Linked DNA regions of Mus musculus: all the other regions are linked to region 1. A link is a loop called in an ENCODE intact Hi-C map of the cell type or tissue named here. Cell type or tissue: gastrocnemius. All regions are shown on one strand.

Region 1 (8,000 bases):
ACACCAAGGACAAGAATGACAAACTAACGCTCTTATAATCAGCTGCTACGTCGGACCAGACCCAGGACTCACGCATGGAGCTAAAACAGAAACCAGCAGGCCGGGCGGATGCCAGGGCTGGGGATGACGGGGCTGTCGTTTAACTCGGCTTAGCACAGAGCGCAGGAGCAGGGATGGAGGCAAACCTTTTTCCACTGGAGTATGAGGAGGACGATGAAGACCACGGACTTTTCAAAGATCATGATCACGATGTAGAGGGCGCACTGTCCTACCCAGGCCCCGCACTGCAGAGGGTCTCCTGCAGGGACAGGCAGGTGCTTAGCCACACACACCAGGATCTGAGTAGTACAACACCACCACCCAAGCCCTTTGCAGCTCATTACGAGCCCTCATGCCCCTAGCTGGATCCCAGAACCCTGGCTCTAAGGTACTTTATGAGTCTCTAAAGCTCTACAAATCACCTCATTTCTAAAAGAGGCAGCCCTCTGAATAAAGCCAGAATTCCTAATTTGGACATACCAGAATGTTTTTCTTAGGAAAAAAAAAATTCTAGGATAGAGTTAAGGGGAACTAAACTTAGCGCTCACTGCTGGCTCTGTCCACTGGCAGCAGCAGCTGGGTTAAGCAAGAGTGCTATTTTATCTGCAGTTGATTTTTCCAGCGACTGCTGCTAACCCCCTTTTCTCCGACGCTGTGCCTATAACTGCAGTAATCAACTTCTTTGTCCATTTCCTCCTTCCGGCCGCCCCATCCCCCAATCTCCCTGCGGTTCTTAGCCCTGGGTACATCAGACTGATCCAGAGAGCCTCAGAGTCCACAAACTCACGCAAAAGAACCACAAGTTAATGGTTCCCAGGGCTTTTTCATAGAATTAACCAAACACAAATTTGGGAGCAACCTAATTCATTTTGGGGGGCCATGTAACACCTTGGCTAGGAGAAAGAGATCGAAGCCTTTAAGACAGGATGTGGCAGATACGGCCTGAGGCCAGCGGCTACAGCACAGGCTGTCAGTGGGTATGGTTAAGAAGTGCTCAGGAGGGCTCCAACAGTCCAAAATGGGGACCACCTGGACCCTGCAGTGCCTCTAGGGTACGTCAGAAACAGACTCATTGAAGGGTGGGACCAGCCTCTCTAGAGAATGATCGAATGACACGCAGAATCTTAGGCCAGGCCTCCACAGAGTGGGAGAGGGTGGCAGGGCCTTGTCCTGAAAGCTCAGCCAGGGTGACCTGCACTCCACGGACCAGAACAGCAACAAAGTGACATTTCAGGAAGGCCGTGAGAAGAGGACCTGGTCCGGAGAGACATCTCCAGGCACCCATGCTGTAGGCGGCATCCCTGTCTGGGGCCGCAGGCCGAACACAGTGGAGGCAGGTGAATGCCTTTCCACAGCTGTAATGGACCACCAGCAGAACACGCCCCTTCCTCTTCTGGACAATGGCAGGAGAAGGGCGGCAAGCATGCAGCAGCACACTGAGTGCCTAACCTAAGGCCTGACCCTTTGCTCCACCTCCAGGGCAGGGCATGTAAGCCTCAGCGGAGCACCTGGAAGTCACTCTTCCTGGCAAGGCCTAGCAGGAGTTTCCCAATGCTTTTGGTAAACCACCTGATCTTACTGAGAACAGGAGAGGAAACTGCTTGCTCAACTCCCAGGCAAGAACAGTGATCCCCATCTAGGAAGTACCACTGGGAAGTGTCTGAGAAGGACTGGGGTATCTGGGAAAGAGCAGACAAAGGACACCATTTGTTCACTGTTGTGAGGACATTCACTTGCTCAGTGTGCACTCACTCCATTGCCTAGAACGGAGGCTGTGAGTAACGGAGAAGACAGACATCAGTTTCCTCTTCTTTCTCAGTTTGTACAGTGCAGCTTCCACGGCCTGTTGTTGTTTTATACTAAAATAAAAATGTTGAAAACCACCCACGAGAGATAAAAGTGCCCGTGTCTAGCTGATATACCCTCGCTTTCGGTGTACCAGGCCACAGGTCACTGGAGGCGGACTGAGTGGACATGTGACAGTTTGTTTGATTATTTCTGTTCCCTTGACAGTCTTTCAAATGCTCCCTGAAGTTCTGTCTAGAGGACAAATACGGTCAGTAAGCATGCCAGTGTGCCCTGTTTTCTACTGTATGTAGTGGGCAACCTCAGGGACATGGTTTGTTCCGGTAAATTATTCTCGCAGGCTGTTATGGGAATAGGGGCCAAAAGGAAGGAACACGTGTGTGCTGAGAAGCCTCTGGAAGGGAGCACGTGGATGAGCCGGCAGGAAAGCCTATGATATACTGTGCCACTGAACACTATCCTGTCTTCAGGGCAAGAGAAACTTGGTCATCAGACTACAGATCTCACCTGTGACTCAAAAACCGTTCACCCCTCAAACCAAACAACAGTGCTTATGTTTCAAGTCCCATGACTTCTCCTAGGAACCCAACATGCTATCTTGAGAGCAACCCCTTCTTCTTTATTTCCCTGAGAGCTGTGAGGCCTACATGGAGTTCCTAGTGTAGAAGGCAGAATAATGGTCCTGCAAAGATGTCCACATCCCAATCTCTGGAACCCATGCTATGTACTGTGACCCAGGCAAGGGGAATTCTGGCTGTTAATGGAATTAGGGTTTCTATTCAGACTTTAAATGGAGCATCTGGAGTGTCCAGACGCACTCAGGGTAAGCACAGGGCCACTTCAAGGTGGAAGGTCAGAATGTTATACCTTGAGAACTTGGCTGCTGGCTTTGAAGGCAGAGGGAGAGAATCATAAGCCAGGGACCCAGACAGAACTAGAGGCTGGACAAGGCAACCGAACAACATCTGCATCACTTCTAGAATGACGCAGCCCTAATGCTGCCTTCGTGTTTACCCAATAGAACTGCGTTGGACTTTTGAAGGGACCACAGATAAATCCATTTGGGTTGTCTTAAGTCACTAAGCTTGTGTTGATTTCTTACAGCAGTGCAGAACAACAACCAACAACTACGATGCCGCAGGCAGCAGGGAGACAGTCCAGGGAATGAGGACTTGGGGTGGCCCTTGACAAAGGGATGTTTTCTCTGGAGACACTTGAGGACTCTGGTTCCCAACACCAGTGACTAGTTTAAGGGGTTGGGCCAAGAGGACAGGGCTCACACAAAGCTACTGCCTTTTTCCCTTCTTTCCATCCTTGGGGAGGAGGCAGATAAAACTTGCTTGAGAACTGGTGGTGTAGGGGACCAGACCGGACCCCTGTTCTCAGTCAACCGATACAGTGTCAGCTACTGTGTATCTGACAGCTCTGCCTTCCACACAGGGATCTCTATAGCTGAGGTGCAGGTAAGCAGTGCTGGTGGAGGTCCTGGAAGTTTTTAGGACCCCTGATGCAGAGGACACAGAGCTCACAAACATGTCCTGACCAGGTACGTCACTTAACTCCTAGTTGCCTGTTTTATAAATGAGAATGATGTCAGACTGGTCCACATGTGCTGTGGCCATTTCTGTCCCGCAAGCTGAGAACTCTATGGGTTTGGACATCTTAGAAGCCTCCTTCCCTTGAGTCCTGAGGCACATGCTATGTTGGGCCCTATCTTAAGTCACTGACTCACTGGCATCAAGTAACAGGCTAAGAAAAGCCCTCCCCTGAACTCATACTCCCTCACTGAAGACAAACAATTACTTAAGATTTCTAGAAATACCCAAGGCACTCCCCAGCCAGCTCCAGCAATCATGTGCCCTTTTAAACTGTCATTCTCTCAGAGGTCTTCAACCACCTAGAAGACAGTAGGTCTCTGGGCCCAGAGCCATGGCATGGAAGGAGTGTGGATCCAGATTGTACACACTTGTCCTGGCGCCCTCTTGTGGTGAGCTCCTAACACTGCTCCTTACGAGTAGCTCCTCACCAGGATCTCCTCACTAGGCAAACGTTCTAGCAGAGTAATCGGGTGACAGGACAATCGCAGGATGGTAGTGGAAAGAGGGACAGGCTTTCACCTCACTGTGGACAGCCTTCCCAAACAACAGCTGCTCCCATCTATCTGATGTGGTGGGCAGGGGACATGAACTCTTTGGGAAGCTCAGCAGGACGAGGTGGCCCTGCAGTCCTGCATGTGGGACCAAGTGCCTCTGGGGGAAGGGCTGTCTCCTGGCTTCTGCAATTCTTTTCCCCCACAATGGAGATCTTGGCAGTGAAATACTTGCTCCCAGCTCCTAGGAAAGTGAGTCTCAAGCCCTAAAGTGAACTTCTCTGTGTCCACACAAGAAGACAGTGAACAGCCCAAATCCTCCTGACTTCAGAGTCCCCAGCAGGCCCTACCCAGTGTCCCTGGACATTACCATATTCTCCAAAACGCAGGGATTCCCACTGCTGCCACTCCACCAAGACACCGACGGCGCGTACGCCCACATAAATGAGCAGCATGCCTACAGTGGCGTCCAGAAGAAAGTTGATGAGGTACCTAGAAAGAGAGGCCATACCAGCATGGTCAGGGAATAAAGCCACTAAGCTGTGGCCTCACTGTGGCACTTACCAGGGTCCCAGATGAAGGCTAACAGACCCAGCCTATGTTTGGCTTTACTGAGGGAGAGTAGTACTCCAACATGCAAGAGACTACAGAATGGTGGCTTCCATTTCCAGGAGTCTGAAAAGGTGCTAATATCAAAAACTTGAAGAACAGGAAAGAGAAGGACAAAGAAGCTTTATAAACTTCAAGTGTATGTGCCAAGGCCAAGATTCAGCAGAAGACAGCACACCTGGAAGTAGCTAAGGGAACCGAGGAGAACAAACCCCCATCGACAACAATAAGTCCATCGAGTGGTTCTGTTCATCCCGGTGTTTCCAGGCCAGGGAGGTGGTGTAACTGTGCCACTTTCCTAGGGCATTCAAGGAAAATGGTTTCTGAGACTTCTTAGGCAAATCAGGCAGGGTCGCACAGCTGCATGTTCAGCCCTGTCTGTAACCACGTGTGCAAACAGTATTTTTATTTTTTTATTTTTAGTGATGGAACCTAGCACTGTGTGTATGTGTGTGCGCGCGCTAGGCAAATGTTCTATCAGAGCTATAGTCCCAGATGTGACTTTTATACTTCAATGAGAGAGTTCTGCTGCCCCAAGAAAAGGCCAGAGGATTGGAGAAGGGAACATGGGGAGGCATGCCAATAGTGACCATTCTTATAAGGTTGGCTTCCACTTTCCTGAGATATAACCTTGTTTTCACCAAGGTAAAGCCCCTTGTTTACCTAGCCTCCTTCTGCGTAGATCCAGCTGAGCACCACTGGACACAGGCTCCAGTTACTGAGGCAGACTAAGATGAAAGTGAGGCCATGGAGCAGATAATGACCCTGTGATACTAAAGGGCTTTGAACTCCCTGTGGATAAGCTCAAGGACCGTGCAAGACTTGGCTTCAAGGAGCTTCCAAGTTGCTAAGGCTGAGACACTTTATGTAGACCAGCAGACCTCTGCCCCCGTCTGGGCTTTGTGATGTGCATAATACTGCAACACGGGGCCAGCATACTGTGCTTGGTCCCCAGAACCCAGAGCACTGAGAGGGAGGCAGGCAGCTTGCTCTTCCTCCTTAAAGACACAAGGGGTCACTCTCAGACCAGAATCAGAAAGAATAGTCCCAGCTTCCAAAGCAGTTTCCATTCTGGCAGGAGGGTCCTGCTCTGACACTATCTCTAATTGGTGTAGAAGGATATTCACACCTGCAGGTTCACATCTGAGATGAAGCCTGAAAGATAACAAGGACAATGGGTATATCCAGTCTTGCATTCACTTATATACTTGTCAAATACTTCCTGAGCCTACTGTGTGCTGCCCTTGGAAGCCAAGACCAAATTTGACTCTGCATTTAACACAGAGGATTCATTTAGGCATTAGAGCATCATGGGGGTACTGATGTGTACAGAGTACACAGACTGGTCTATGTCCAGCTTCACCATGTCTGCACTGTGTGAACTTTAGGTACTATAGCCTTCTGGTACCTCCCACTTGAAGTTGGAAAAGGGAAGTAAGAGTTGGAATTGGAGTGAAACCTCTGCCACTCTGTCTGCTAGGGGAATGACTATTCCTCCTCCAGTAAGATGTAAAGTGTTTTAGGGCATGGATAAGGTAGCAGACACATTGCTCTGCACCTCATGTGGAAGGCAGTCCACACTGACAGATGGATGCTCTGTGTGTCAGAGAGGCCAGTGATGCCCAACGATAACTTTGAACATCTCATAGCACAGGAAACACCCGTGTGCTCTGCATCTAGCACACAGCCGTTCTTGAGTGTTATCCTTTCCTGATGAGGGGCTGCTGTGAACTTGGGCACTAGAAAGACAAAGGACTGAACTTAGACTGATGAACAGAAAGCCAACACACAAGGTAACTGTCAAAGTCCTGAGAACCAACCAAAAGTGGAGTGTACAAACTCATGAAGGCACATACAGGATGAAACTAGAGAGAGGAGAAAGGATGGGTACCTCCCCCAAGCTAGAGAGCTGTGCTGGCAAGGGAAGAGAAGGCCAGTCCATATCTTCAATGGAGGTTAAGTTCAAATACAAGCCACTCACAGTGAACAAGGGTCCTCTTCAGTGAGATCTGCTAGGTACACATTTGCAAAGTGGATGAAGAGCATCCCTATGGCTTGTTTGGAAGTGTCTAAAAACCTGCATAAAACAGAACCAGCAAGTGTTACCAACCGGACAGGAGAGCAGCAACCACCTTAGGGAAAACAGACCAAGTCTGTGGCCAAGCCTCATAACCATCCCTACACCCAGAGGCCAGGAGACACCAAAGGATACCACGCAAAACACACAGAGGGCCTAGACCTAGGTGTTCTCGGTGTTCCTTACTAACCGTGACAGCAGGACTAAATGCCCAGATTCGGGAGACTCAGTGACAGGCGAGTACAAGTAGGAATTCTCAACATACAGGAGGAACGTCCTTAGCAATCAGTGAGTGCATGGGACAATTATAAAGCACTTTTATTGACATGATGATGGCGTCGCTACTGAAGGGGAGTGGAAGTCTCATTAGGGCAGGAGTAAGCTTACTGTAGCCCACACTGCTACCAGAGGCCTGCCTGTCTCCTTCCAAATGACTTACTGTTTGGGAATTTTATCCTTGGAATCTATTTCTGAAGCTTTACTACTACATAATGAACATACAACTGCTACTGCAGGGTCATCCTACACAAAGTGAGTATGCTTGATATTCATGTATCTACATTAAACACTTGATCTCTGCCCCAGACCCAAAGTCCAACCCCCTGTAATGTCCCAAGTGCCAGGGGTGTGAGGAATATCTTTTTGTTGTTGTTGTCGTTCCAGGCTCCCTCACAGAGAGAGGTCTAATCCTTTGGACTGTCCTGGGTGATAGGAGTATAGTTTGTTCTAAAAAGGTGTCTGTAGTTCCTAGAGAGCTTTAGGGTGGGGCAGGCCACTGAAAGACTGAGCCATGAGTAAATAAGCCCCACCATACTCCAGGGAGAGGAGAAGGGCTACGGACTACATTAACAACCCATAGGCCTCATGAGCCTTAAAACACAGTCCTGGAGTGTTCTGGAACCAGTGAGCAAATGAATTCATTCACAGAGAGGATGGTGGACATAAGACCCATGCTCACAGAACTGGGCTCAGGAATTGGAACATCCCAGCTCACTGAACAAACGGCTTCATCTAGCCATTCACTCATCTGCATGCTTTATGATAATCCAGGGGATGTAAACACTGTTTCCTTAAGTTTTGAGTCACATCTGGTGAGGGGTGTGATAAGAATCTCTGAAATATGACTAATTTCCAAATAAACTTGTATTTGATTACACATACAGGCATAATCTCGTAACAGTCAAGATGGAGAAGCTCACAGCAGAGGCTGCTCCGTTCACATCGTCTTCCATCTTCCAGCACTGAGAGCAGCATTATAAATAAATGTAGGAATCAAAAGTTTTTGAAAACAAAAAACAAAGCAAAACAAAAAAACAGAACTATTTTCATATTATACAGCATTCGTATTAACTCAACTGAGGGATCCCACTACTTTATTCG
Region 2 (8,000 bases), 170 kb after region 1:
CGTTCTGGTCACGTGAAGAAGACTCCTTAGAAAGGCGAGTGTGGGCCTGGCCTGCCCTGGGGCCTCTGGGGTAGGCTGTAGATGTTCAGTGCAGCCTAGGTCCTCTAGACAGCAGAGGATTCACTGTCCCTGGCTCTGATGCACAGGAAGCCACGGGAGTCCCTGTACAACACTAACGGCCCCAAGGGGTCTCTGTCCCTGTAGGGAACGGCCTGTCCCAGGAAGCTTAATGTCTCCAAGCTCTGACAAGGCATCAGAGCTCCAGCTCTGTACCTGTCTCGTGTGTACACTTCCCTATTCCAATTAGCACTAATTGGACAAGCAGAAAAGACCACAGACCACGCAGCAAAAGCAACAGGGTCTGCTGGATCTCATGCAGCCAGTGTCGTTTATTTTAGGGGCCACATGAAATAGGCTTTGGGGGATGGGCCCTCAGGTGTCTGTGTCTCTGAAGGAGATGAAATAATGGGGTCACATCTGCCAAGGACCCCTGTGAGCCTCCTAGAAGATGGGAGTCATTGCAGGACAGTGGATGCAGATGAGGACCAAACAGCCCTTTTCTCAGCCTGACATTTACGGCTTTTTGAACTCAGCCTACCAGATTCCTCTCCCCAAATCTGGACAGTCTCATTTCTTTTGTTCCCACTCCTTACTACCCAAGTCAACCATTCATACCTCCATGTTTTAGGTGTCCTTGGGAGTCCCTTCTTGAGTACCCCCTAGGGACCACGGAGATGGACATGCCAGACTTGGCTGGCTGGGAGCCCTCAGAGGCTTGCTGAGTGGCTAGGCCCTTGTTCTAAGGGCCCAAGAGCACAGATTGGTCAGAAGAGAACAGAGATATAAGGAGTGAGGCTGGGGAACAGAGAAGGCTTAACTACTTCCCCACTTGAGCAGCCCTCTCCTCCTCTGCCTACTGCTATCTAGGCCAAGGCAATCAATCCCCAGCTGGCCCTTTCGTGCTTGGTGGAAAGGAAGGGGCCAGGTAATCAGGCTACGTGCTTGGAAATGGAGGCCTCAGCTGCTGGCACTCCAGGTGAGGCTGTAGGTTCTCTGATCCTTCAGACTAGGCTCGGGTGATGAGCCAAGTGGTGCCCATATACCAGGCAACAGGTGGAAGCTGAACACTAGAATCAAAAGGCTCCAAATGTGAGCTCTCTGGGGCGGGGCTAGCCCTCAGGAGAAGGGTACAGCCTGAGACATCTAGTCGTTAAGGATGGCAAGTATTCCCTGAATAAAGGGTTGCCTTTGGAACGCGGTATACCTGGGCAATCTGGGCCCTTCGTCTCAGAGCGAAGGGCAGAGGCAGCCTGGCTTATTTGTTCTACACCGACAGCTCAGACACCCTGAGCTGTGGTAGTGGGAAGAATGCTTTCTATTCTTCGCAACAATCTCTAACAAGGAGATAGAGGCTTGGCTCTGCACACCCCACCCCCCTTAGAGACCAACCTGGTCCTGGGCAATTTGGTGTTGCCATGACAACCACACACTTCTTAGCCTTACTTAGCCGACTGAATTCGAGTTACAGATTAAATCCTGGTGAGTTGTCTTCAGACACACGAAAAAAATCTGTGTGTCCCCCCATGTCATCCATGCCTCTGATACATGCCCCCTGTCTCTTGCTGTCTGAGGCAAGGAAGATGCATCTGTATACTCTCTCTCCCTATGCTCCTAGGGTAGACATAAACGCAAAGCTCACTTGCGATATGGCCGCGGAAACACGTGCTTGGCAGTACTGTACACGGTGGCTAAGCTAAGTAGGCCTTGTAACTGAATGATGGTCCTTAGATCTCTCTGTTTAGGATGTGCCCTTAAGGACTTGGTTCACCAAGTCTGGGACTTGCCTATGTGTGAACTAGCACTCTTGTATGACTGGGACCTTGGACCTAGGGCTTCTAGCCTGAACCTTTATATGTTCCCCCAAATTAACTTCAGCCTCCTTTGACTGGGTATAGAGAAGAATCGCCCACGTTGGCAATGGGCTTAGCCCTGCTGGATAGGTAACAAAGAGCAGCCCTGTCTGCAACAAGCGTGGTGCAGGTGACCCTAGAGAGATGCCTCAGCCTGGCAGTCAGGTAGGGATAGTTTATCCTGGCAGTCAGGTAGGGATAGTTTAGCATGTTAACATAAAGCAGCTAGGTGGTGGTTTTAGAAAAGCACAGATCTTCCTGTCAAGCCAAACTGAAGGTCTGGCTTGCTCTCAGTCTGAGATAGAAAATAGGTTTGGAGGGATTCACCACAACTAGTCCCTTAGGATGGACACGAAACCTGCCCCTGACCTCTACCGTGAAGGTCAGAAGCCCCTGCTCTGTGTTGTAGGGATTACATGTGAAACGTCCTATTCATGAGGCTACGGCATCCCTTGGTCAGAGGCAGCCCATGACCATAACTGTATCTCTTAGTTAGCTCTACACTTCTGCTCCATCTTTCTACTCTTCGGAGCCTTAGCTTCCCAGTAATCCCAGCATTCAGAAAACAAAGACAGGGGGTCCCCAGGGAAAACTGGCTGGCTAGAGTAACTGAACTGAGTCTGTGAGCTCCAGGCTCAGTGAGAGACCTCAGTAAAGAGGGCAATGGAGGGAAGATGCCTCAGCTCAACTGGCCTCTGCATATCCATATACACACACCTACACAAACACATCCATATACATGTGAACACACACATGGGCATGTATACATACCATAGGCACAGGTAATAACGCAATACACAATATCAAGAGATAACATCACTTATCATCAAAAAGCACAGCACGTAGACACATTCAGACTCCATGGTGAGCACTACACTGATCTAGCACTCCTACTTGAATGTGGCTGTGTCCAGGCTCTGGTCTTGAAGTACACAGGCCCACTAGCTCTCAACTCCCCATCCCACCACTGAGGGACTGCTCAACTCTGACTCCCCTGGGCTTCTATGATTTTTTTTTTTTGTTTTTGTTGTTGTTGTTCTGAGATAGTATCTCATTCCGTAGCCCAGGCTATAAACAAACTTCCTGTTCATCTTCCCAAGTGTTGGGATTAGAAGTGTGTGCTACGCTCTTGTCTTCTTGCTCCTGCTCTGTCTTTTTGTCCCTTATCCCCTCTCTCCCCAACTTCCTCCCCCACCTCTCCCTCCATATGCTCATGGCCAGCCTCCTCTCTCTCTCTTTCTCTCTCTCTCTCTTTCTCTGCCTCTACTACCCCTTTACCTCCCATCCTCATGCCCTGAATAAACTGTATTCTATTCTATACTATAAAAAAAAAGAAGTGTATGCTATCTATATACCTGGTTTCATAATGTGAAAAACACACACACACACACACACAGAGAGAGAGAGAGAGAGAGAGAGAGAGAGAGAGAGAGATCCCTGATGGGTGCTTGAAAATATAGACATGAACATAAGCTAATTTCCCACTGATGATGTAGAAGAAATAAGATAACAGGACACCCTCTGGTGGCCTTCCATCCAGTGCCAGGCCTTCCATTACTCGGTCTGTTGCAAGGATTGCCAAGAGGAAGCAGAGGCAAGAATAACCCGTGGACTTGGGCACTGTGCCCATGAGCCCTGCTGGCAGCCAGAACCACACGATTTCACTCAGTTACAAAAGAAACAAATGTACGCAGCTCTGTCCTTCAATTGCCCCCCATGGTCTGACATCTGCACACCTGCAGAACATGTTCTTGTCATTACAGACATGCCTCTTAGGGACATCAGAGGCCACATGGGGAAGAGAGTAATCTTCAGCTCTAATTTGAGAACATAAAGATGTACCATGCTAGTCTGTCTTTTTCTGAAATTATGTCAACACGCTAGGGAAACAAGAAAGACTATGTGAGGAACATCTCTATTCTGTCCAAGTATGTACAGAGGAAAACACTGCTGTTTGTCTTCTGGCGACAATGGCTTATTCTCTGGAGTCTTTGTGATTTCTCCCATGGAACCCAAGGCAGGCTCTGTCTGGAGGAGTGGGGCAGACAATGTTGTGGGGCTAGACCTTTACCCATGAAGTCTGAAGTTCCGGGATTGCCAGCTTCTCTTTGTGAGCTGATGCCTAACTCTCCCAAGAACTGAAAGCCCTTCTGAGAGGGGCCTCTGGCAACCTTGTTCACTCTATCACCATTCACGATACCCTTTTTCTCCTGAGGCAGGGTCTCTGTAGCCTAGGCTGGCCTCCTTCTGTCACGCTTCCTGAGTGCTGGGATTGGAGGCTCAGCTCATCACACCTACTATGTCATGATTTTCAAAGAAGGTTCCTAAGAGTGAGGAGTGTGTGAGACAGGGTGAAGTCTGGTCTCCCCCAGACTTCCCTTTTTCTCACTCAGCAGGCCTGCAGGAAGCCACACTAGATCCACACACTGGAAAGAGTGCCAGGATCTCCCAGACAGGAACTAGAAACATGCCTTCATTTGTCGCCTCCCAATGTGAGTAAAGCAGTCATGTCTTAGTTAGTCAGTGTTCACTGATGGGCACTGATGGAGAACCCAACTTCATTCCACAGCCCAGGCCTTGTGACAGATGACAGAGGTGTGGATAAGATTCAGAGTAGGAGGCTGGTGGGAAGGAAGGCCTGGGGCTGTGACATTTTCACCTTCTGTCCCCAGTGACCCAGGGAAGACAGGTGACTTCTACCTAAGGCATTTGCCAAGCCAGAGAGACATTATTGTAAGCCATTCCAATCATGATGGCTACTCTTACGGCCCAGACTACTCTTACGGCCATTTCCATCAAGATGCAGGCAGCAAGCTCCACCCTACAGGCTGTCTATGATTAGGCCACCAATCTCTGAGCTTGCCCCAAGATCAGGTCACAAAATCTTACCACCACTCCTAGGCCACCCTGGAAAGTCACTCGCCCTTAAGAAGCACCTATATAAAGCCTGCTCAGGCTTCTGCTTCGGGTCCAGCGACTTCTCAGCTGAGCAGAGGTGGCCACCCTCTTGTGATGTTCCCAATAAATCTCTTCTGTGAGGTCTGTTGTGCAGAGTGACTTTCCCTGCCTGCCAGGATACATTTCCCTTCAGAGCTGTAACACTTGCATTGGGGGAAACCTTTGACCTCAGAGCTGTTCCACAATTGTGACAGTAGCAACAACTCCTTAACTTAAGGGCACTTTTTACTGCAGAAAAGGACAGAATGTAACACATGATGATGGAAAAGATTCCTTCTGCAGGGAAGCTGTTCTATTACAGGACCCCACTGAGCGCCAGGAGCTGGAAGGCAACCCTAGATGAACCATGCTATTCTACAGAGCCTCTAACTAAAAACAGGTAGGCTAGGGCTCACCTGATGCCAGGGTGTCCCATCCTGACTCACTTGTGATGTATAACCTACAGCAGTTGCCTTACAAGGGGCCAGCTCCATTTCTCCTTCAGAGGTTCGTGCTTGACCGCACAGATGGAAGATGTGATGGCAGGCTGGAGGCAAAGTGTTGAAAGTGATGGTCTCAGCAATGGAGAAACATAGCCACTTCCTGGAAAGCAGTGCCTTGGCTCTGGGCCCTCCTCTTTCTTTCAGTTGCCTACCAGCCTGCTCCCTGCTGTCACTGTCTGGGCCCCAATAGAGATGAGAAGTGTCCCATTGTGCACCTAGGAGGAGCTGCAAGTCCGGCCTCTGCCAATCTCAGAATGAGGTGGTCTCCTCAACTCCTTAGGCCATGGCTGTATTCACCTGGGCTTTAGAGAACCCAGACTGCACAGTTGAAAACTGCATGGCCTGGTCCAAAATGTCAACAGCTGAGAAGGCAGGGGTTGGTAATGAGAAAATGCAGGGCTGTAGAAAGAAGGAGGCAGGGTGTGGGAAGGAGTCCTGAGCTGCCATCCTTCTGCCAGTCCATCTTTTAATAAAATGTTATAGTAGCTTTTGGTGGACAGCGTGCGGAAAGGTGAACAGAGAAAGGAGCCTGTGGTCTGGCTGTAGAGCCTCCTCCCCACCCCGGAGTGAGAATCTCCTGGTCTTGATCCCATAGACTCAGAAGTCACAGACTGCCGCTGCCAGGAGCAGACAACAGATACTGTGGGGGTGGGCGTGGCTGGTCCTGGCCTGCTAGGAAGGAGGATGACACACTGGACTCATCTTGCCAGCATCATAGTTAGGTGAGCTTGCTGAAAAGCTCAGACTTGAGCCCCCAAACGGATTCTGAAGGTGTAGCATAGATCCAGGAACCTCCACTTCTGAAAACCCAGAGACTCTGAGGAAGGCAGCCTAAGGACCATGCTCTAGGTTTGGGATTAAGAGGGCACGTGGTGACAGGGTTCTAGGGAAGAGATGGGGGTAGCCAGTAGAGAAAGGGGCTCATGAGCTCTGATGGCCCATTCCTATATGCTCATAAGACAGCAAGAAGACATGCGGAGGAAAGCTGCTTCCTGTGTGCTCTCCCCGATACTCCAAGGAACTACTCACTTCTGAGCTAGCTTGGCCCAGGCTTACATAAATACAATTGAAACTATACTTTTTAGAGGGCTTCTAGTCATCCAGGATACCTTTCATTTAAATACTGTCCCTGAAGACATGCGGAGAAGCCTCTGAGTAGATAAAAACACACCCAGGTAGCCTGAACACTGGCTCTATGCCCTATCCCAGTTATTCAGGAGACAGGGGGGTCACAAGTTCAAGGCCAAGCAAAGCAACTTAACAAGATCTTGTCTCAAAATAAAACTCTTACAGAGGGCTGGCGGCGTAGCTCAGTGTCACAGCACTGGCATAGTCCCCAGTACCCCAGAAGAACAAAGCACATGTCAAGGTCACTGGCCCAGTCTTACTATACTGCTGACTCTTGACGTCCGGGCCTCTCTGTATTAACTCCTAGCAAACGGTTTTAAATGATGCTCTTGGGGCTGGCAATAGGGCTCATAAATGAGAGAGCTTGCCACACAAGCCTGACAACCTGGAAAGAGAAAGCCAAGTCCTATGAGCTGTCCTCTGACCTCCATCACACGGGTGCCCACACGAGCACACATACACAAATCATACAACATACACAAGTCATACACATGCACTTTTTTAAAAAGGTAAGTGCAAAAAAAAAAAAAAAAAAGGTAAATACATGGGTTTTGTTTTTCATTTTGAGACAGTCTCCCTATGTAGACCAGGTTGGCCTTGAACTCAGAGATCCACCTAAGTGTGAGTACTGGAATTAAGGATGCATGCTAACATATCTGGCCCTCTAGTTCTCCTTGTTGGCTCTTTAGAGGCCAATATGGAAGATGTGGGGATGTTGTGCCAGAGGATTATAAACTATTGGGCATCAAGATCAAGTCTGTGTAGATAGCACCAAGGGCAACCACATCCAAAAGGGGATTAAAGAGGAAAAAGAAACCCATGCACCTATTTTACATCCCAGAGAAAAGCCGGATGACCTCCCCTGCAGGAGCAGCTCACAGGCCGCAGGAAGCCTGGCTTATGAGTGAGCCTGGAGGCCCACACCTCTGGACATGCCATTCTTGCTCTGGGCTAGAGAACAGTTGTACCGACCAGTACTGGAAATGATGAGTCAGTTCAGAGGGTTTGACTCTGATTTTTGCCATATGCAATGTGCCTTTGTTTTATTCTAAGGCTAAAAAGAGATACCTATGTAACTGTGATCATCATCTGTGTGACTGTCATGGCAAAACGAAAAGCAAGCTGGAAAGCAGCACCTTAGGGACAAAGCAGCTCAGAGTTTCCATCAGAGTTCTCCCGCTTCCGAGGATGGCTAGGTCTAAAGGCACCCGGCAGTTTTCATACACTCTACAGTCAAGAAATCCGGGGCAACTCATTCTGGGACATGAGCTGCTCTAGAAGAGACAGCACGGCCATGAGAGCAAAGACCTTCCCCAGGGACTTCTGGGAAATAAGATCTGGATCTCCTGGATGTATCAATGTGTAGGCTGGGGGTATGGATATAGCTCAGTGGTAGAGAGCCTGGTTCACATGAGTGAAGGCCCGGGTTCAATCCCCTGGACAGCAAACGTTATTTCAGAAGTATTTATCACTGAGTAACCACAGGACTGACACAGGGAAAGACACATCTTTTTTAAAATTA
Region 3 (8,000 bases), 270 kb after region 1:
AGCTCGGAGGCAGAGCACTTAGCCTAGCATCTACAGGGCCCTAGGTTTGAATCTCAGCACCACCAAATAAAAACAGCAGAAACAGAAACGGGTGCAGGCATGATGGAGCACACCAGTAACCCATAGTACTTGGGAGGCAGAAGCCGAAAAGTAGCCACAAGTTCAAAGCCAGCCTAGTGAGTCCTCAGCTACGTAGTGGGGACCCTGTTTCAAAGCAACAACCACAAGTGGCATGTGCCTGTAATCCCAGGAGTGGTGGCAGCAAGGCACCTGATGCTGAGGTAAGAGGATATTGTAAGTCTAGGTCAGCCAGGGCTATATAGCAAGATTTTGTCTAAGACAGACAGACAGACAGACAGACAGGACCTCGCTGTATTTCTCGGACTGGCTCAGAACTCTTGGACTTTTTATCCCCCTACAGGCACACACCGCCATGCCTGCTAGCAGCCATTCCTCGTAATTAAGTTCTTCAGTACCTTGTGTTCCCAGAGCTGTATTTTGGCCACCAGAGTTAGGGCTTTACTTCCATCTGTCTTTTCATCAATCATAAATAGTGGACACGCTGAGTCCTTGTTGGGAACCGAGCACAGTGCTAGGCTTTGGCAGACTGAGAAAAAGTCCTAAACCCCGAGGAGCCCAGACCAGATGCCTAGACACTGGTGACACTCTGATAGAAGGCAGCAGTAGGGGAGATGTCACAGGGCACACATTACAGGTTGCTTCCCAGAGGGACTAGCAGTAGGAACCAGAAATGCAGGACCAGAGTGGTCTGTGAGGATGCTTTGGACGAACTGGTATATGGGAGTGGGGCTCAGCTGTCAGACAGGGAGAGGGCATCCCAGGTGGTGAGCTGATCTGTATCACTGGGACTGGCTGAGATAAGTAGATCACGGCACCGGGAAGCTGGAACCTGCTGGGTGTGTACATCAGTGTGCTGTAGTCCTAATGCTCAGAGGGATACAGGAGCTTCCTGACTTCAAACCCACTTCCCAGCACGATCCTGTCTTTAAAAAAAAAAAAAAGAAGAAGAAGTTAGGGCACAGTGTCCCTTTTGTGGTCATAGCTCCTTCTCTGGCTACCTTTTCTCTCACTTGTCTTCTGCCAGGACATACTGTTCTCACTGGGCAGTCTGGCCTGCCCCACATTTGTGCTTGAGATAGCAGAACACTTCCCCCCCGTGGAAGTCATAATCAAAGGCTCCCTGACCAGGGTGACAGGCTGGCTCAGCTATAAGGGCAGTATATGGCTCTTGCTCCCCAGTTATTCCTCCACTCAGTGGACATGTGAGCAGCCTCTGCCTCTGGGGGCTGAGCAGGACAGTGGGCTTTCAGGCCTAAGAGTGGGGCCTCACAGGAAGTGGGCCCAGGGGCTCTGGTGTACCTATAGCTCATGGCAGAGTACTCCCCCAGCCGGTCAGCGTCCTCCCCAAGTAAAGGTCAAAATGAAAGACCAAAACCAGGCATGGTAGGTAGGACATAGCTATAATCCCAGCCCTTGGGAGGTAGAGGCAGGAAGAGCAGGGGTTCAGGGCCAGCCTCAGTTGCATGAGACTGTCTTGAAAGAGCAAAAACAAGAACAAAAACCAGATTCTGATCTTTTACCTGTCAAGACTCTCCAGAGTGAGAGCTGATATGGCTGAGCCTGTTTTGCTGCAGATGCAGTAGTCGCCGTTGTCTCTGGGACTGTGGTGTGAGAAGAGAGAAGGGTGCTCACCTGTTACTATCTTATCCAGTCCTCGGGGGCAGGCAGTGAATTAGGAACTTTCCTTATAAACATCCTAAGAATAAACACTTACAGTTTTGCAGCCCTGTGCTCAGTGCAGCCGCCTTCCTTGTTCTGCAGATGGGTGTGGCTGTGTAGTCATAAAACTTGATTTGTGGGCACAGGTGTTTGCATTTGACTTCATTTTCATATGCCATTGGATAGTCTTTTTTTTTTTTTTTTTCCTCCCAACCATTTAAAATCATAGAGGCTAGAGCTGTAAGTGGTGGTGTGTAGCGGTTCTAGTGTTTGGGAGGCTGAGGCAGGAGGATCATGATTTTGTAGACAGCATGGGCTACATAATGAGACTTTTGTTTCAAAAATACCAAAACTAAAACCAACTATCTAAAAATAGTGAAAGCTATTCTTAACTTATAGACCTCCATTAAGAGCAGAGCAGGAGATCTGAGGCCCATAGGCCGTTGTTGACTGGCCCTGCTCTGCAGGATGTCCCAGGATATCCCCTGTCCTTACTTCCCCAGTGCTCCCTGCCTGCCTTCCTCACCTCTGGGGAATAGCATTCCCCTGTGATGGCACTGTCCTTGGGTTACCAGTGACATCCTCTTTCCCAACTGAGCTGACTGCCCTGGCTTGCCCCAACAAGGGCCCCAGAAGCCTGGGCGCCTTGCCATGTCTTTGAAGGCAGACCTTGGAGACACCCTTTCAGTCAAGTCACTCTTACCTGCCACTGCCTTTTGCCCACAGAAATCCCCTTCAGACTACAGCAACTTTGACCCAGAGTTCCTGAATGAGAAACCTCAGCTTTCCTTCAGTGACAAGAACCTCATCGACTCTATGGACCAGGAAGCCTTCCATGGCTTCTCCTTTGTGAATCCCAAGTTTGAGCAATTCCTGGACATTTAATTAAGCTCCCAGACCTGCTTTAAACGCCCTGGCAGAGTAGGCCCGTCTGCCCTGGTTTGCACCGCATTGCCCGTGGAGAACAGTGGGTGACTGGCTGATTTCTGCTGCCACCCCCTCCTCCTTGGAGAGTCCGGCTCCTGCTGGCTGGGCTCACAGTACTTCCTCTGTGAACTGTTTGTGAATTTGCCTTCCCTTTGCCATCAGAGGGAAACTGTAAATCCTGTGTTTCATTACTTGAATGTAGTTATTGAAATATATATTATATATATGCACATATATATAATAGGCTGTATATATTGCTCAGTATAGAAAGCATGTAGGAGACTGGTGATGTGTTGACCTTTTTAAAAAAAAACATATGTATATGTGTGTATATATATATACACACATATACATATATATGTGTATGTATGTACGTATGTATATATATATGACCAAAAGAAAAGAAGAGCACAAGCTGTCTGAACCACAGGTTCTTTTATGTGTGTCTAAATAAACACTGAATGGTACCAACCTGGCTGTGGGGACATTTATGTCCCAGGAAGTTGGTAGCAGGTGCTCCTGCCACCGTTGGCTGCAGTGGCAGACCCCTGGGTCTTCATGCAAATGTGTTTGTGTTTAGGGGTTTCCTTTTGCCCCAGGGCCCTGGCACTGCAGGAACCACAGATGTCTCTGTGGGGTTATGGTAGGAGGTGAGATGGGCTGTAATCTGTGACTGGGTAGAGAGGGCCAGCCCAGAAGTTCGGAGAGGCAGAAGGCCAGACCGGAAAGGAGGATCAGAGGCACAAAGCTGGAAGTGTGTCTCAATACTCAAGTTTGCTTAAGTGCTTCATGTTTTGAGACAGGGTCTCTCTGTGTAGTCTTGGCTGATCTCCAGCTTGCTCTGTAGTTCAGGCTGGCCCCACAGAGGTCCTTCTGCCTCTGCCTCCTGAGTGTCACCACACTTGCCCAAAACTACACATCTTTTTTACTGTTTATCTTCATTCTTGGGACAGGGGTCGGCATCTACGTTCTAAAATGATCCCACAGGAGTCCCTGCCTGGCTGGAGAAGAGAGGGGCAGGGTGGGAGAGAAAATGCTTAGTGCCTGGATGGGATGTTTCAGTATGCTGACCAAACCGACTGCACAGTCAAGGAGTCTGGCTCTAAGACACAGCAGTACCTGGCAGCTGCCTGCGAGCCAGCGTGGCCATGTTGTGCAGGAGCTCCCTGACTGGGCTCTCTTCACCGCTTCCATGCCTCCCATTCTGTAAGCTTCTAGTTTGTCCCTTCCCCCACTGGACTGCTCCTGCCTGCAGCCTGGGGCACCGTTCTCAAACAGGGCCCTCCCTTGGGCCCCTCTGGTCCAGCCCCTGGGACCCAGCTGGCTCTTTGTCCTGGAGGTGGATGAGGCAGTCCTAGCTCCTGATTGGCTGGTCCAGTAGCCGTGCTACTGACTGCCAGCAGTTCATTCTTTTGGGCTGAGGTACAAATTTCCACAGCTTGAGAAGGCAAGATGGACTGAAACTGCCCAAGGAAGAGGGTTGTGGGGATGGGAGTATAGTTCTGTCCTCTCAGGAAGACACGCTGCCTCTCATTGTACCTGTGATGGGCCAGCCTGGACACTGGAAGCAGTGACATTGGTCCTCACAATATGACATGGTGACACTGGAATAAGGAAGGGAGGTGCCTAGGGTCCCCCGTGTCCTGCTTCTGCTATAGCATGCAAAGATCTCCAGCACTTCCATGAACCAGGGCAATAGTGAGAGCACAGAAGTTGTGCTGGTGCTCACATTTGGGGGCTCCCACCATCTTGCCACTCTAAGCAGGGCCTGCCCGGCACACAGCTTTACATTCGATGATGGGTCTCCTCCCCCTGCGGAAGGGAGGGAGAGTTAGGTTGTTTCTCAGCTTCAGGCAGTGAGGAGTGCTGAGAACACAGAATCTAGAAAAGTAGCCAAAGGTTTGAGTTTCACTATGCTGCCACACACTGGCTGAGTTCCTTGTCAGCCTGTCTCTTCGCTGGTAGAGGGAAGCACTAATCGGTGCTGCCTTGTGAATGGCTGGTTTGGGAAGGCTTCACACACGGCTTCACAGTGGCTGGTGCCTGTGGGGCCTGCCTCAGGAAGCCCTCACTTGCTGTGGGAAGCAGCTCTCAGGGACACTGCCTCTGCCTGGATGCCTGGAAGGCCACATGTCTTGTCTGTAGACCTGTTCCCAGCTCTTGAGTAGGTGCCAGGCCTGGCTCATTGGCCAGGAAATGCCTCTCATGCTAGGCTCAAAGCCACTTTCCCTAGCATCTAAGGGTCTGGAAGCAGGCAGAAAGCCCTTGCCAAGTGGATATACAAGCAGCAGGAAGCCCAGCCGTCGTAAAGGACAGAGCAAGCAGCCCGCTCAGTACAGGACGGGGCACTGCAGATGCTCAGGAGCCTGGGAGCAGAAGCCCAGCCTCTGCAGTCAGAATGCCCTGGTTTAAATGCTGTGTGTCCTAGTGACCTCAGCAAGTGACTCAGTCTCCCAGGACCTCAGTTTCACTTCCTCATTGAAGGATGGGGCTGACCATGGTATTGCCGTTGGCTATGATGACACAATTCTGTTTATATGTATTGCATACACAGCAGCCACTGTGACCCTGCCCCTCAGGGGAGAAGACACCTTCTACCCCACACTGGATGACTGCAGGTAGACAACTAATAGGTATCTACCTAGTCATTCAATGCTCCCCCTTCAGACAGGTACTCAAGACCCTCATGCCCAGACTTGCCGGAATGCCTGCTTCTGCCCATGGTAACTGAAGGAGACAGGAAGTGAGCAAAAGCCTGGGCATTTGAGGAGCTGCTCAAGGATTCTCCCAACAGGTGCAGGGCCGAGAGTTCTGCAAAGAGAGCAGAAGGGAACCAGTGGCTCGGTGGGATTCCACTTTCTTCCTTCCACGTGCCTGCTTTACACTGTGTTTTTATTCTTAAATGTGTGTGTGTGTGTGTGTGTGCGCGCGCACGTGCACATGCACATGTAAGAACAGGTGGCCCTCAGACCAGAAGAATCAGATCCCTGGAATCACAGGGAATTGTTAGCTGTAAATGTATTTCTGGGAGTTTTCTTCTATGTGACTCCTTGTTCCCATGTAAATGTCACAGAGACCTTATATTTATTAATAATCTGCAAGCACTAAGCTGGGCAGGTTCTGAGCTATCCTAGCCCAGCTGTGCTGGCCCAGATTACTTCCCAAACAGGCCAATTACTTGCCATCTGAGTCTTGCCCTCCTGGCTCGCTCTGGTCCATGTGTGTCCTCATGGCTGCTCTCTCATGGGGACCTCATAGTGAATCCTCCTGGTCCTCCTCTTTCTCCCTCTCTGTCTCTCTCCATCTCTCTGTCTGTCTCTCTCTCTCTTCCTGCTTGGGACTTGCTCACTGGGATTGGAAATCCTGTCCTATTCTCTTCTCCTGTCCAGCTACTGTCCAGCTGATGGACACTTTGTTAGAAAACAGTCTTTACACATCATTGAGACAGGAGATGCTCCAATAATCGTGACAGTGCCAACGTCTGAACTACAACCAGGTCCCTGGGCACAGAAGTCAGCATCTGAAATACAGTACACAAAACCATCCCCTAATAAGAGCCACTTTGGATGATGGTAGCCAAATTCAGGTCCTCAGAAAGAGCAGTCCATACTCTTAACCATTGAGCAACTTCTCAAAGCCCAAATGTGCTCGCTTCTGAGGGCACTGGCAGCTGGGGGTACAGGGCAGAGCTACAGAAAAGAAATGCCTGAGCGAGTGGATGGATATGTAGACAGATGGATGGATAGAAGGACCAGCTAGACTTTAGATGTGTGTTAGGCTGCCTGGAATTCAGCAGTGCATACTGATAAAAGGTACATATCTTTCATACCAAGTTCTTAGCAGGGGTCGCGGTTCTGGCTGAGTCCTGGAACCCAGTTCCCGGGTTAGCCACGTCTAATAACACTGTCATCTTGGAGGAGGCCCAGGCATCATATTTTGAAAGCTCTCCTGATATGTATGTGCATCAGGACCGAGAGCAAGCTAGGCGAGGTAGGAATCTGCATATTGCCCAGTGAAGCTAGGAAAAGCTGCCCAGAAAGCCACACCTTGGAAATCAAGTCAGCGCTGCCAGACCAGCCCATTGTGTGGAGGAGTATTGGCTTCTGAGCCCGTGGAGCACTGCTACGTGTCTAAGACAACAGACAGAAAAACCGAGGGGTCTGTGAGATGGCCACTTGGCAGGGCAACATCGCCCACTGCCTGGCTGGGCTACATCGCCCCCTGGTGGATGCCATCTTGCAGGCACTGCAGAGACTGCCTACCATCAGTCTTCATGCCAGGGACAGTGCTGAACACTTTAAACAGTCTCTGACTGCTGGGGACCCAGAGAAACATAAGCAATAATATCTCTCCTTACATAAACAATTATCTGTTTTGTCTCAGAGGATAGTGTTCATCCTAACATGGTGCCCATAGTTCCCAACAGGTCCCCATTAATGTATGTAGGACTGATGCGAGTCGGAGGTCCACATTTTCTAATAGAGAGGTTCTAATAGAGGAAATGAGGCTGCATTCAGATTTGCCAGTGTGGGGAGGGATCCAGGACTTCCCATGGCTGCCCTTGGCCTGACTTTACCAGGACTTAACTTTCAGCTCTCTCTGGCACCTGCTTCCACTTTGGAACCATCAAAGCTGGACAGGGCTTCTGTACCCCTCCTGACCCCCGACTGTGTCTGCGTAGCAAATGACCTTGGATGACGACTGCTTGTGGGAGACCAGAGGCTGGGCCACCTTGTTTGCTCTTCTGAATCCTAACCGCCTGGCCAGAGCCCTTTTATCCCCTTAGGAGGGAAGACAGCGCACGCAAGATCTGAAAACACAGAAGGGGACCAAGGACAGAGAAATGTTCCTAAAGTGGGAAGCCTGGCCCAAGTTACCATGACTCAGATGGCGTTAGGCTCCTGATGTCCTGAGGTCACAGGCATTCTCTGAGTCTCATCAGCTGATCTACTTTTGCCCTCCACAGCTATATCCTCTGTGATTTCAGTCTTTGAACCTTAATATCTGTTCCTAAATCGGGCTCTTTAAGTGGGCCTTAGAAGACGCACAGTTTTCTCCCTCTGCCTGCGTTAAATACATACTCAGGAAGCCCTGACATTTGCTTCTCAGCCCACGTTAAGTGCTACACAAAGGCCAAGGCCTGTGGGGAAGTACTTTCTTCCGAAAGGCCTGTTGGGAGTCGATCTTACCGATTTCACTTGGGATGGAGGACACATGGGCTGTGGGTGGCGTTGGTGTGAGTGCTATGTGCCTAATTTCTTATGGTCCTTGGCAGGAGTGGGTGCCTGCTGTGGGCCAGGAGTTTAAGGGGTATCACTTGGGCCATCATGTGA

Evidence for each region. Peaks named below come from ENCODE experiments on the same cell type or tissue, not always from the same donor. Only the 100,000 strongest peaks of a DNase experiment are listed, where the experiment ranks them.
Region 2: a loop joins it to region 1, with 5 times the contacts of the local background. A loop is called at or near these places in 16 of 42 quality-filtered maps.
Region 3: it touches region 1 in a loop (4-fold over the local background); 14 of 42 quality-filtered maps call a loop at or near these places.

Annotation. Positions count from the first base shown.
Region 1 is chr14:30,863,049-30,871,048 of GRCm38, reverse strand. It overlaps Stimate (STIM activating enhancer), which reads right to left. Exons shown (of 8, transcript NM_028839.4): 3 at 6,525-6,620; 4 at 4,305-4,426; 5 at 186-298. Among named protein-coding and RNA genes, the nearest start is that of Mustn1, 12 kb to the left of the region's middle. In gastrocnemius, CTCF peaks have their summits at 3,828 (motif pointing left) and 5,555 (motif pointing right); DNase peaks (open chromatin) are centred at 3,803 and 5,556; H3K4me3 peaks cover 1,513 bases; H3K27ac peaks cover 4,831 bases.
Region 2 is chr14:30,691,305-30,699,304 of GRCm38, reverse strand. Rft1 (RFT1 homolog) reads right to left here. Exons shown (of 13, transcript NM_177815.3): 13 at 7,988-8,000. Among named protein-coding and RNA genes, the nearest start is that of Sfmbt1, 20 kb to the left of the region's middle. In gastrocnemius, a CTCF peak has its summit at 3,458 (motif pointing left); a DNase peak (open chromatin) is centred at 3,521.
Region 3 is chr14:30,590,492-30,598,491 of GRCm38, reverse strand. Prkcd (protein kinase C, delta) reads left to right here. Exons shown (of 18, transcript NM_011103.3): 18 at 2,467-3,138. The coding sequence ends at 2,625. It overlaps Gm52147 (a long non-coding RNA gene), which reads right to left and starts at 1,862. Exons shown (of 3, transcript XR_003951217.1): 1 at 1,796-1,862; 2 at 1,602-1,682; 3 at 935-1,004. In gastrocnemius, a CTCF peak has its summit at 4,617; DNase peaks (open chromatin) are centred at 2,347, 3,947, 4,850 and 6,875; H3K4me3 peaks cover 1,602 bases; H3K27ac peaks cover 5,552 bases.